2 separate regions of the Homo sapiens genome follow, and region 1 is linked to region 2. The links are chromatin contacts, found by Hi-C or POLR2A ChIA-PET in ENCODE. All regions are on one chromosome and are shown on one strand. The core of a region is the stretch at or near the end of the contact, and the rest is flanking DNA. Distances in the headings are between cores, read along the strand shown. Region 1 holds the start of CENPM (centromere protein M). Region 2 holds the start of TEF (TEF transcription factor, PAR bZIP family member).

Region 1 (4,835 bases), core at 625-3,124, 570 kb after region 2:
CGCAGGGACTCCTCTGTGTTCTGGAGACTGGGGTGGCCAGGCCAGGGTGAGAAAACAAACCAGAGAACAAAACTTTACAACGGAGAAAGCAGAAGTCCTTGCTTCTCTGATCCTAGAGGCCAGAGAATGACAAGAGGGTGACTTTCTCTGGAGAAATATTTGTCCTTTAATTTTTTTTTTTTTTTTTTTTTTAGATGGAGTTTCACTTTGTTGCCCAGGCTGGAGTGCAGTAGCGCGATCTTGGCTCACTGCAACCTCTGCCTCCTGGGTTCAAATGATTCTCCTGCCTCAGCCTCCCGAGTAGCTGGGACTACAGGTACATGCCACCACGCCTGGCTAATTTTTGTATTTTAGTAGAGACGGGGTTTCACCATGTTGCCCAGGCTGGTCTCGGGCAATCTGCCCACCTTGGCCTCCCAAAGTGCTGGGATTACAGGTGTGAGCCATTGTGCCCGGCCGTTGTGTATTTTAAACATTGTGCACTGACCACTGGCTCCTCTCTCCTCACCTTACAGATTGACCTCAGCCAGCCTCTCCCATCCTCACCACTTCCCATCACAAGTTAGGTCACCGTCTCAGCACAGTCCTGAGCCAGGCCTGCCTGAGCCCTGACTGCCCCTTCCTCTGGCTCTCACCTGTATTTGCTGTGAAGATTAACCACAAACACGATCAGGTCAATTCGGGGCCGATTCACACTGGAGGGCAAAGGGAGGGACTTTGCCAAGTGGCTGAAAAACAGGAAATTGCAGGACTCAAGATATCCGTACCCCCCTCATAGCGACCGTTTAAATGCTGCCCTTCATGTGGAAAGAGGCCGTCAAGGGCTCCCCACCTCATCCTAGCCACCCGAGGCTCTTGTGGCCACGACTCCTTGGGCCAGCACAGAGGCAGGACAGGTCCGGTCCTATTCAGATTACTCCTGTCTGATTCCCTCTGCCAGAAACGGGCTCTGTTTAGTCACCACCTCGGCAAGGGGAGGTTGGGATATAAGACGGCATGGGACTAGCCAGCTACGCTGCATGCTGGGAGAAGGACCAGCCTCAGAGGAGGGGGCGCTGGGCTTCGGAGTTTAGCAGCTAGGACCGAATCCCTCTGGAGTGAGAGACACGTGGGCCCAGGCCACAGCCGCGGCTACTTACACCTTCAGCTCGGAGGCGCAGTCCTCTTTGAGCATCGAGTCCGCCAGCTGCTGCAGAAGAGCATCCTCCGTGCCCACCAGCTGCGCAGGGAGAGAGAGCGGACAGTCGAGCCCTAGGCACAGCACCCCCTGGGGAGGGCCTGGCCCTTCGACCCACTCCCGGGGGGATCGGGACACCGCCAGCAGGCGGCTCGGAGGACATTTCCCGAGAAGTGGACCCCGCGAAGCGGCACGGGCTGGGGGCCTGAGGTTTGGACCCGCTGCAGGCCTGTGGGCACCGCACTCTCTACTACCCGACCCTCGCTCCCACCGCCGGCCTCTCCAGGAGGCCAGACCCCCAGACGCGGGAAAACCAATTCCAGGCGCGGGAACTCGCCAATCAGAAGCTGGGAAAGGGTCCGCCGAGCACCTATTGGTGGGTGCGTCCCTCAACCTCAGAGAGCGGCTACTCCAATTGGTTCAGAGCATGGCTCTCCGCCTATTCCCCGCCCCCGCCACGGTAGCGCGCGCTGGCTTGGCGCCTCAGAGAGCTCAGTTGACCTAGTGGCTGAAGCACCGCCCAGGAGGAAAAACCGGCGGGGGAAGCAGGGCCGCCTGCACCTACCAAGATGGTGGCCGTGTTCAGGCCGGGCAGCTTGTCCAGGGGCCTCAACACCGACATCACAGCCGCAGGACCAACCGTTGCTCCTGCGGTGCGCGCCGATCTTTCAAACCGCCCTGAGTCCAGCCCCTAGAGCGCGGCCTGGGGGCACGTGCCTCCTTATAGGCGGGGCTTCGCGGGACGGGACGGGGCCTCTTAAAGGAACCGAACCTTTATCTCCTTTTCTGAGGGGCGTTCCAGCGCTACCCGTGGAACACGTGGTGGACAGGCCTTTGGTTCCACGCTCCACAGTAAGCAGGTTTTTAGTGATTCCTTTGTTCACTTTCATTCATTCATGCTCATACACAGTACTTTTTTTTTTTTTTTTTGAGACAGAGTCTCGCTTTGTGGCCCAGGCTGGAGTGCAATGCGCGCAATCTCGGCTCACTGCAACTTCTGCCTCCCGAGTTTAAGCGATTCTCCTGCCTCAGCCTCCCAAGGAGCTGGGACTACGGGCGCGCGTCACCACGCCCGACTTATTTTTTTATTTTTAGTAGAGACGGGGTTTCTCCAAGTTGCCCAGGCCGGTCTCAAACTCCTGGCCTCAAGTGATCCCGCCTCGGCCTCCCAAAGTGAGTGCTGAGATTACAGACGTGAGCCACCGTGCCTGGCCCTTTTTTTTTTTTTTTTTTTGGAGCGTCACTTTGTTGCCCAGGCTGGACTATAGTGACACGATCATAGCTCACTACAGCTTCAAACTCCTGGGCTCAAGTCATCTTCCTGGCTTAGCCTCCTGAGTAGCTGGAACTACAGGCAAGTGCCACCATGGGGATCTGGCCATGTTGCCCAGGTGGGTCGTAAACTCCTGGCCTCAAGCAGCCCTCCTGCTTCAGCCTCCTGAGTAGCTGGGACTACCGCTGCACACCAGCAGGCCCTGCCAATTGACTGCTTTTACAGTGAGTGGTAAGCATGCTGTTCTTTGTCCAATGGGAGACTTTACCTCATCTTTCAAGGTTCCTTGCTGCAAACACAGCCTGAGTACAGAGCTGTCAGGGTCTTGCTTTCTTGACATACCCAGCAAGAACATGCAGGGACGCTCAGGGCCCATAGCAAACTGGTTCTGCCAACAGTTATATAATAACTTGTTCACTGTCTCTACATCTAAAATGTAAGAAACAAGAGGTTAGAGACTTTGTCACTTTGTATGTCCAGCACTCTAAAAGTCCCTGGTACATCGTAGTTAATAAATATTTGTTGAGTGAATGGATGGATTACATTCATCCATTCATTCTCAGCAGTCATTCATTCATCATTTCCTATGCCCAGACCCAATGCCCTACCCTAGGAAGTCAGTTGAATCAGACATTATTGATTAACTTAGTTTGATGGGGGTGGGATAGACAATGATAACAGTGTGTTCATTGTTGTAATAACTGGGAGAGCAGAGACACTGTCTAGCCTAAATCCTTCTTACTGCAGACTAAACTAACTGTGTCTTGCTCAGAAAGATCAGGACGTAAATGGCCCCATAGAGCCACTGCCCTCAGCACAGATACGGCTTTCATTCCTCATGGCATGGGGTGTGGAGAGGACTTCCTGAAAGTCAAGCAGTAGTAGGCACTATGACAAGAAAATAAAGTAAGCTGAACGCCGTGGCTCATGCCTATAACCCAGCACTTTGGGAGACCGAGGCGGGTGAATCACTTGAGGCCGGGAGTTTGAGGCCAGCCTAGGCAATATAGTGAGACCTCATCTCTACAAAAAAATTTTTAAATTAGCTGAGCAGGGTGGGCATGGTGGTTCACGCATGTAATCCCAGCATTTTGGGAGGCCGAGGCGGGCGGATCACCTGACATCAGGAGTTTGAGACCAGCCTGACCAGCATGGAGAAACCCTGTCTGTACTACTAAAAATACAAAATTAGCTGGGCGTGGTGGTGCATGCCTGTAATCCCAGCTACTTGGGAGGCTGTGGTAGGAGAATCGCTTGAACTTGGGAGGCAGAGGTTGCAGTGAGCTGAGATTATGCCAGTGTACTCTGGCCTGGGCAACAAGAGCGAAACTCCATCACAAAAACAAAAAACAAACAAACAAATTAGCCAGGTATGGTGGCGGTGGCGGGCGCCTGTAATACCACCTACTCGGGAGGCTGAGGCAGGAGAATCACTTGAACCTGGGAGGCGGAGGTTGCAGTGAGCTGAGATCGCACCACTGCACTCCAGCCTGGGTGACATGTGAGACTCCATCTCAAAAAAAAAAAAATGAAAGATAAACTAAAGCTGTCTGGCAGAAGAGATGGATGGGAGGAGGCTACTTTAGAGCAGGGAGGCCTCCCTAAGGTGACATTTGAGCAGATGCTTGAATTCAGTGAGAGAGGGGCCCCTTAAGTATGATGAAGAAGAGGCCTCAGGCAGAAGGCAGTGCAAGTGGAAAGCCCCTGAGTGGGAAGCACTCCTGGCACTTCCGAGGCGTAGCAAGGAGGCCAGTGGCTGTGGCAGATGGAGTAAGAAGAACAGGGGAGGAGGTGAGGCCACGGAGGTGATTGAGCTCCCAGAGACTGAGGCCCTTAGAGAGTGGTGGGCTGGGAAAAGACTTTGGACTCTGGTGGGGACTTTCCAGGAGGGGCCGGGCTGAGACCCATTGGGTCAGCATGTGCTGAGTGCCTGCCCTGGGGACCCTGGTCCCAGAGGGGCCAAACTGCTTCAGGGAGTTACCACTTGTAACAAGAGACAAGGCACTGCAGTTGGGGAGGCCATCGGGGAGCAGCCAGGAGCAGCAGGAACCCAGGGGAAGCTGCTCTGTGTCCCTGGGGAGCCTGCACTCCACTTCACCGGGGCGGTGATCATTGGCTGAACAGAAAGTAGTTGTGTTTAAGATCCATACATGATGAAGGGTAGGGATGGGGAGGAGGCCAGATAGAGGCCTGGAGGTTCTTACATCCTGAACACCCAAGCTGGCAGGGTCATCAGAGTCCTCTGGGCCAGCATTTTTCAAATCGGCTTCTGTGGAGCCCTGGGGAGATGACTTGGGGTCCTGTGAGAGACGGGGGATTCCGAGTGGGTGGGGTCCAGAACCCCCACCCCCACCCAACCATTGAACCGAAGCAACCTCCACTTTA
Region 2 (4,679 bases), core at 314-2,813:
CTCCTGACCTCAGGTGATCCGCCACCTCTGCCTCCCAAAGTGCCGGGATTACAGGCGTGAGTCACCAAGCCCAGCCCCAGCAAAATTCTGATTGCATCAGCTTGATAACTTTTAGCTGGCTGTGGGTGTCTGGATCATGCATCTACCCCCTGAACCAAGGACTATCACTATACCACCCCCCCAACCCCTCCTGCTAGAAGGGCTGGGCCACTGTAGGGATGCTGGATAAACAAGCCAAGCTCTCTGCCTTCCGGGAGTTAAGCGGGGAGTCTAATGTTGCCTGGGTTTGCAGCGGAGTCTGATCTGTACTATAAAGAGGTACAAAGTTCTGAGCGCTGTTTAGGAGCAGCTTTCCATTTGTGTACCGCGCCACATATTACATTTTTACGGATTTCTGCGGAACTCCCGGGGAGGCTTTATATTTTAAGAGAGGAGGTGGTTCTCCCACAAAACGTGGCATCGGTACCTGGTGTCAAGGAGGTTTTTGTTTTCTAGGTAAAAGAAGGGAGAGTTCTAGAAAGGAAAAGAATTTCACATCTGTTTGGGACTGTGGAGATTCTCTAGCCCAACCTCTTAATTTTATGGCCGAGGAAACAAGCTCCAGTGAAGCAACCGGACTTTCCCAAGGTCATAAGCTAGTAAGTGGGAGGGCGGAAACATGTACTCGGGCCCTGGCTCAGGTCAGAGCTTCAGGAATGCTCCCTCCACGCTAGTGTTGATCTGGATGCGTGGGCAACCCGACACCCCGCTCTAGGGCGGCCAAGCCTGCTCAGGCCATCCCTACGACTTGGCAGGTCGCGGTCCCCGGCCCTGCCCTCAGGCGACCTCTGGGTCGCGTGGGAGCAGAAGTGCGGGCTAAGCTCAGCGTCCCTGCCCCGCGACCCTGGGCAGAGTCCCCAGAACAAAAAGACCCGTCCCTCCCTTCCCCTCCCGCCCCGCCACAGCCCCGCACGTGCGGCGCCTCGTGCACCGCCCCGGGCCCCGCCCCCGCCCTCCATTGGCTGTTCCCGCGCCTTCCTCCTCTGCCCCCTCCCCCCGCGACCAGACTCGGCTGCGGCTCCACGTGACCCGCGGGGGGTGGACACGCCGCGCGAGCAGGAGCTCGGATAGGTCGCTTTGGCCGGCCTGGCCGCTCCGAGCTCCGCCCCTCTTCGGTGGCGCGTCGGGAAGGTTGCAAGTCGGGGACAAGAGGGAGAGGCTGCGGTGGTTGGGGAGGGCGGGGGTTATGAAGAGGGCGGTGAAGGGGGAACACTGGTAGGAGGGAAGGGACCGCGCCGAGGAAGGCCCACCACAAAGACTCCAGCAGGCGCCAATCAGGGGACACAGGGGCGGCGGGGCGGGGCCTCCGCGAGGGTCCTCACCTGGCCCCGCACGTGTCTATCTTATCCCGGCTGCCCGACCAATCACGGCCCGAGGATCTGCGCCTGCCCCTCTCGCAGGCTGGACCAATCCAGAGCAACGATCCGGGGAAGCTGGCCTGGCCTCATGAATAATTAATGTGCCAGAGCCGGTCCGCAGGCGGGGTAGCGATGGAAGGAGGCGGGGGCGCCATTGGGCGCCTGCGCAGTAGCTGCCCGTGTCGGCAGCTGCAGCGGGTCGCACGGCTCCGGCCCATCTCGGGGGGCGGGCGGGGGAGGCGAGGTGCGCGAGCCGAGTCCGGGGCACGATGTCCGACGCGGGCGGCGGAAAGAAGCCGCCTGTGGACCCGCAGGCAGGACCCGGTCCGGGGCCGGGGCGCGCAGCTGGGGAAAGGGGCCTGTCGGGGTCCTTCCCCCTGGTCCTGAAGAAGCTGATGGAGAACCCCCCGCGCGAGGCGCGCCTCGGTGAGGGCGGGGGGGTGGTCCGCGCGGGCTGGGGGCGGGGCTTATACAGGGGCGGGGCCTCGTGAGGGCGGGGCCGGGGAGGCAGTGGGTCAGGGAGCAGTGGTCCAGCGGAGGGGGATGGGGCCTGGATGACCAGGAGCCTGGAGGACGAGGCCGGGGGGCTGAGGACAGAGGGTCAGGGGCGGGCTGAGACGGTGGGTCTGGCGGGAGAGGGTGGGGAGAGGTTTTGAGGAGGCGGAAGGGGATCGGGAGCAGTCACTTAAATGACGCTCCAGGGCCCCTCCCCCGGGGCCACCTGCATCGGAGTCACTCGGGATGCCTGTTTAAATTGCTGGTTCCTGCGCCCCACCCAATCTGCGGTCACTGGGACAGGGGTCTTGCATTTTAAGGAGCACCCCACCGCACCCCCATTATTTTCCAAGTACACCAAAGTTTAGGAAGCGCAGGCCTAGGGTAGCGAACTGTCATCGTACGTGGCCTTACCCCTCCCGGAGGGACCTGGCTTCCTCCCTGGGTGTGAGTAGCGCCAGCTACTAGGTCCAACGGGAGCCTTTCTGTTGCGGGGCTTCTGCTGAGCGGGTGGGGGGGGTGTGGGCGAGTAGTGTGAGGCGCCTTGGGAGGGGAGTTTTGGGCCAAGCAGAGAAACGATGAGGGTCAGATGAGTCCACTGAGGCCCTTCGCCTGGTTGGTTGGGGCTGACCCTTAGATTCTGGGGCCACGGCGGCAGGACTGAGCTTCATCTTTTTGCCTAGGCCAGGAACGTCACTGGGGCGTATACGGAAAGCAGGTCTGGCCTTGTTTTTCGCCCTGGGAGATGGGGTGCAGGGAGCAGCAGGAGGGCCGCCTGTGGTGGGGTTGTGGGTGCACTGAGGTATACTTTGAGTGTGAGACCTTTGCATTTCCAAGAGCCATCAGTTATTCAGGGTTTGGGAAAGGGATAGGCCTTCGAGAGTTGTCTGGCCTGGGGAATGGATTTTCCTTTTTAAAATGCCATTTCTCTTCCTTTCCTGGGTGTATGCTGAGGCTCCCATCCCTGTGGCTGTCACTGTTGAGTTATAAATAGCTTCAGCACATCAGGTGAGGCCAGCCTCTCTCCTCCTGCTTTGGGACCTCATGTGCACAAACCCTTTTGTTTGTTTTTGAGACGGTGCTTTGTTCCAAATCTGGGGCTGAGACAAGCTGCAGGGACAGGTGTACACATCTGACAGTTTCTTGTTTGAAATTACCAGGTAATAACCATCCATAACAAGAATTCTACCCGATATTCGTAGAGTGCTCGCAAAGCACGCTGACATCATCTTATTTCATTAACAGTCCTAGAGGGTATTCTCCCCTCTTCCCAGATGAGGAAAATTGAGGCTCAGGGAGGTGAGGGTGCTTCCTCAAGGTCACACAGCTATAACTTTTGACCCTCAGTTTGGTGCTCTTTCTACTGTATCATGCTGGCAGCCACTGTTGCATGACCTGAGTGATGGACTAGTCCTTTATCTCTTACAATTTAAAATTCCACCTTACAAAAACACTGATTTAAAGTATCCTTTATTGCTTAGGCCAGGCAAAACCTGGAACTTATTGTTGCCTGTCTTTCACTATGGCTGCTTTTCTATCTCCTGCCTTCTCCTGCCTCCTTTGATCCCAAATGACCCCACCCGACATGGGTCACAGTCATTTCTGAACAGAGTGAGGAGTCCAGATCTCAAGGGAGGAGAGCAGGAAGGCCATCTGGCCCACCCAGCCCACCAAGGCTTGACTTTCTTACTTCTCAGTTGGTTTTAAACCAAAGCCTGGTATAGAAAGCAGTTGCAGGAATTCAGATTAATTTGTATTAGAAAGCCATGACCAAGTTGTTTGTCAAAACCTCCACCTTCTTAACTCACTGGGTGTGTTCATTTTTATTGGACCAACAAGCTGCTATTTGGTCTGGGAGTCCATGTGTGGCTGGTTTATTTCCAACTTAATCATATTTGATTTCTCCTTTTCACTTATAAATCCAGAGTTCAAAATTGTCTCCCTCAATTTTGAAAACCCATCATGAGCTTGTCATGATTTTATCTCCCACTTCCCTGATTAGCCTCCCTGTCACTTTGATTTCCTTCCAACCTTGTCACATTGCTCTCTTCTCTTTTTTTAATTGCCCTCTCTTGGATATCCACATGTGTAACTTTGTGACTGAGACAATTGGGTAGATCCAGTCCCCACTAATTGATTAGTTTTCCTTTGAATAGGAGCAGTCTTTCTTCTTCAACTCCACCCCTCTCCTTCCTCCCAGAAAACCTGCCTTCAGTCTTTTCTGCTTATTCAGGAATAAAGGTCTCTTGAAATGGTTGCTCTGAAAAGGGTCCTGAAAAGACAGCTCCAGGCCCTTTCTAATAAACCTAACCTGAATCTGTTTGCAAATCCAATATTCTACAGTTAGTATATATATTTTCCCATAGTCCACCGTCTGCCTACCCCTTGTTGGGCCCTTGAGATCTGGAAATAAATCAGTTCATACTTTCAGTGAGCCCACAGTAACAATGATGCCTACAGTGTGCCAGGAACACTGTAAAGACACTTTTTTTTTCTTTCGAGACAGACTTTCGCCCTCGTTGTCCAGGCTGGAGTGTAGTGGTACAGTCTCGTCTCATTACAAACCTCCGCCTCCAAGGTTCAAGCAATTCTCCTGCCTCAGCCTCCCAAGTAGCTGGGATTACAGGCATGCACCACTATTCCTGACTGATTTTTTGTATTTTTAGTAGAGACGGGGTTTCACCATGTTGGTCAGACTGGTCTCAAACTCCTGACCTCAGGTGATTTGCCCGCCTCGGACTCCCAAAGTGCTAGGATACAGGCGTGATCCCACTGCGCATGGCTGTA

What was found. A loop is a pair of places that touch in the nucleus more often than their neighbours do. ChIA-PET counts read pairs that join two places held with the same protein, here RNA polymerase II (POLR2A). Pooled maps may share reads with other maps.
Region 1: a loop to region 2 is called in a map of CD8-positive, alpha-beta T cell, with 6 times the contacts of the local background. The contact joins the promoter of CENPM here to the promoter of TEF in region 2. A Hi-C loop is called at or near these places in 2 of 168 maps with a recorded cell type or tissue (CD8-positive, alpha-beta T cell and naive thymus-derived CD4-positive, alpha-beta T cell), 3 of 37 single-sample maps with no recorded cell type and 11 of 50 pooled maps. POLR2A ChIA-PET finds 5 or more read pairs at or near these places in 1 of 52 experiments (CD4-positive, alpha-beta memory T cell).

The regions. Positions count from the first base shown.
Region 1 is chr22:41,945,278-41,950,112 of GRCh38, forward strand. It overlaps CENPM (centromere protein M), which reads right to left and starts at 1,875. Exons shown (of 6, transcript NM_024053.5): 1 at 1,743-1,875; 2 at 1,140-1,219; 3 at 636-728; 4 at 1-27. The coding sequence starts at 1,799. It also overlaps a transcript of SMIM45 not described here. RefSeq lists an enhancer at 1,679-1,888.
Region 2 is chr22:41,380,379-41,385,057 of GRCh38, forward strand. TEF (TEF transcription factor, PAR bZIP family member) reads left to right here and starts at 1,564. Exons shown (of 4, transcript NM_003216.4): 1 at 1,564-1,823. The coding sequence starts at 1,667. It overlaps LOC105373042 (a long non-coding RNA gene), which reads right to left and starts at 1,533. Exons shown (of 3, transcript XR_938271.3): 1 at 1,362-1,533. RefSeq lists silencers at 783-1,382, 1,413-2,112 and enhancers at 1,247-1,541, 2,323-2,402.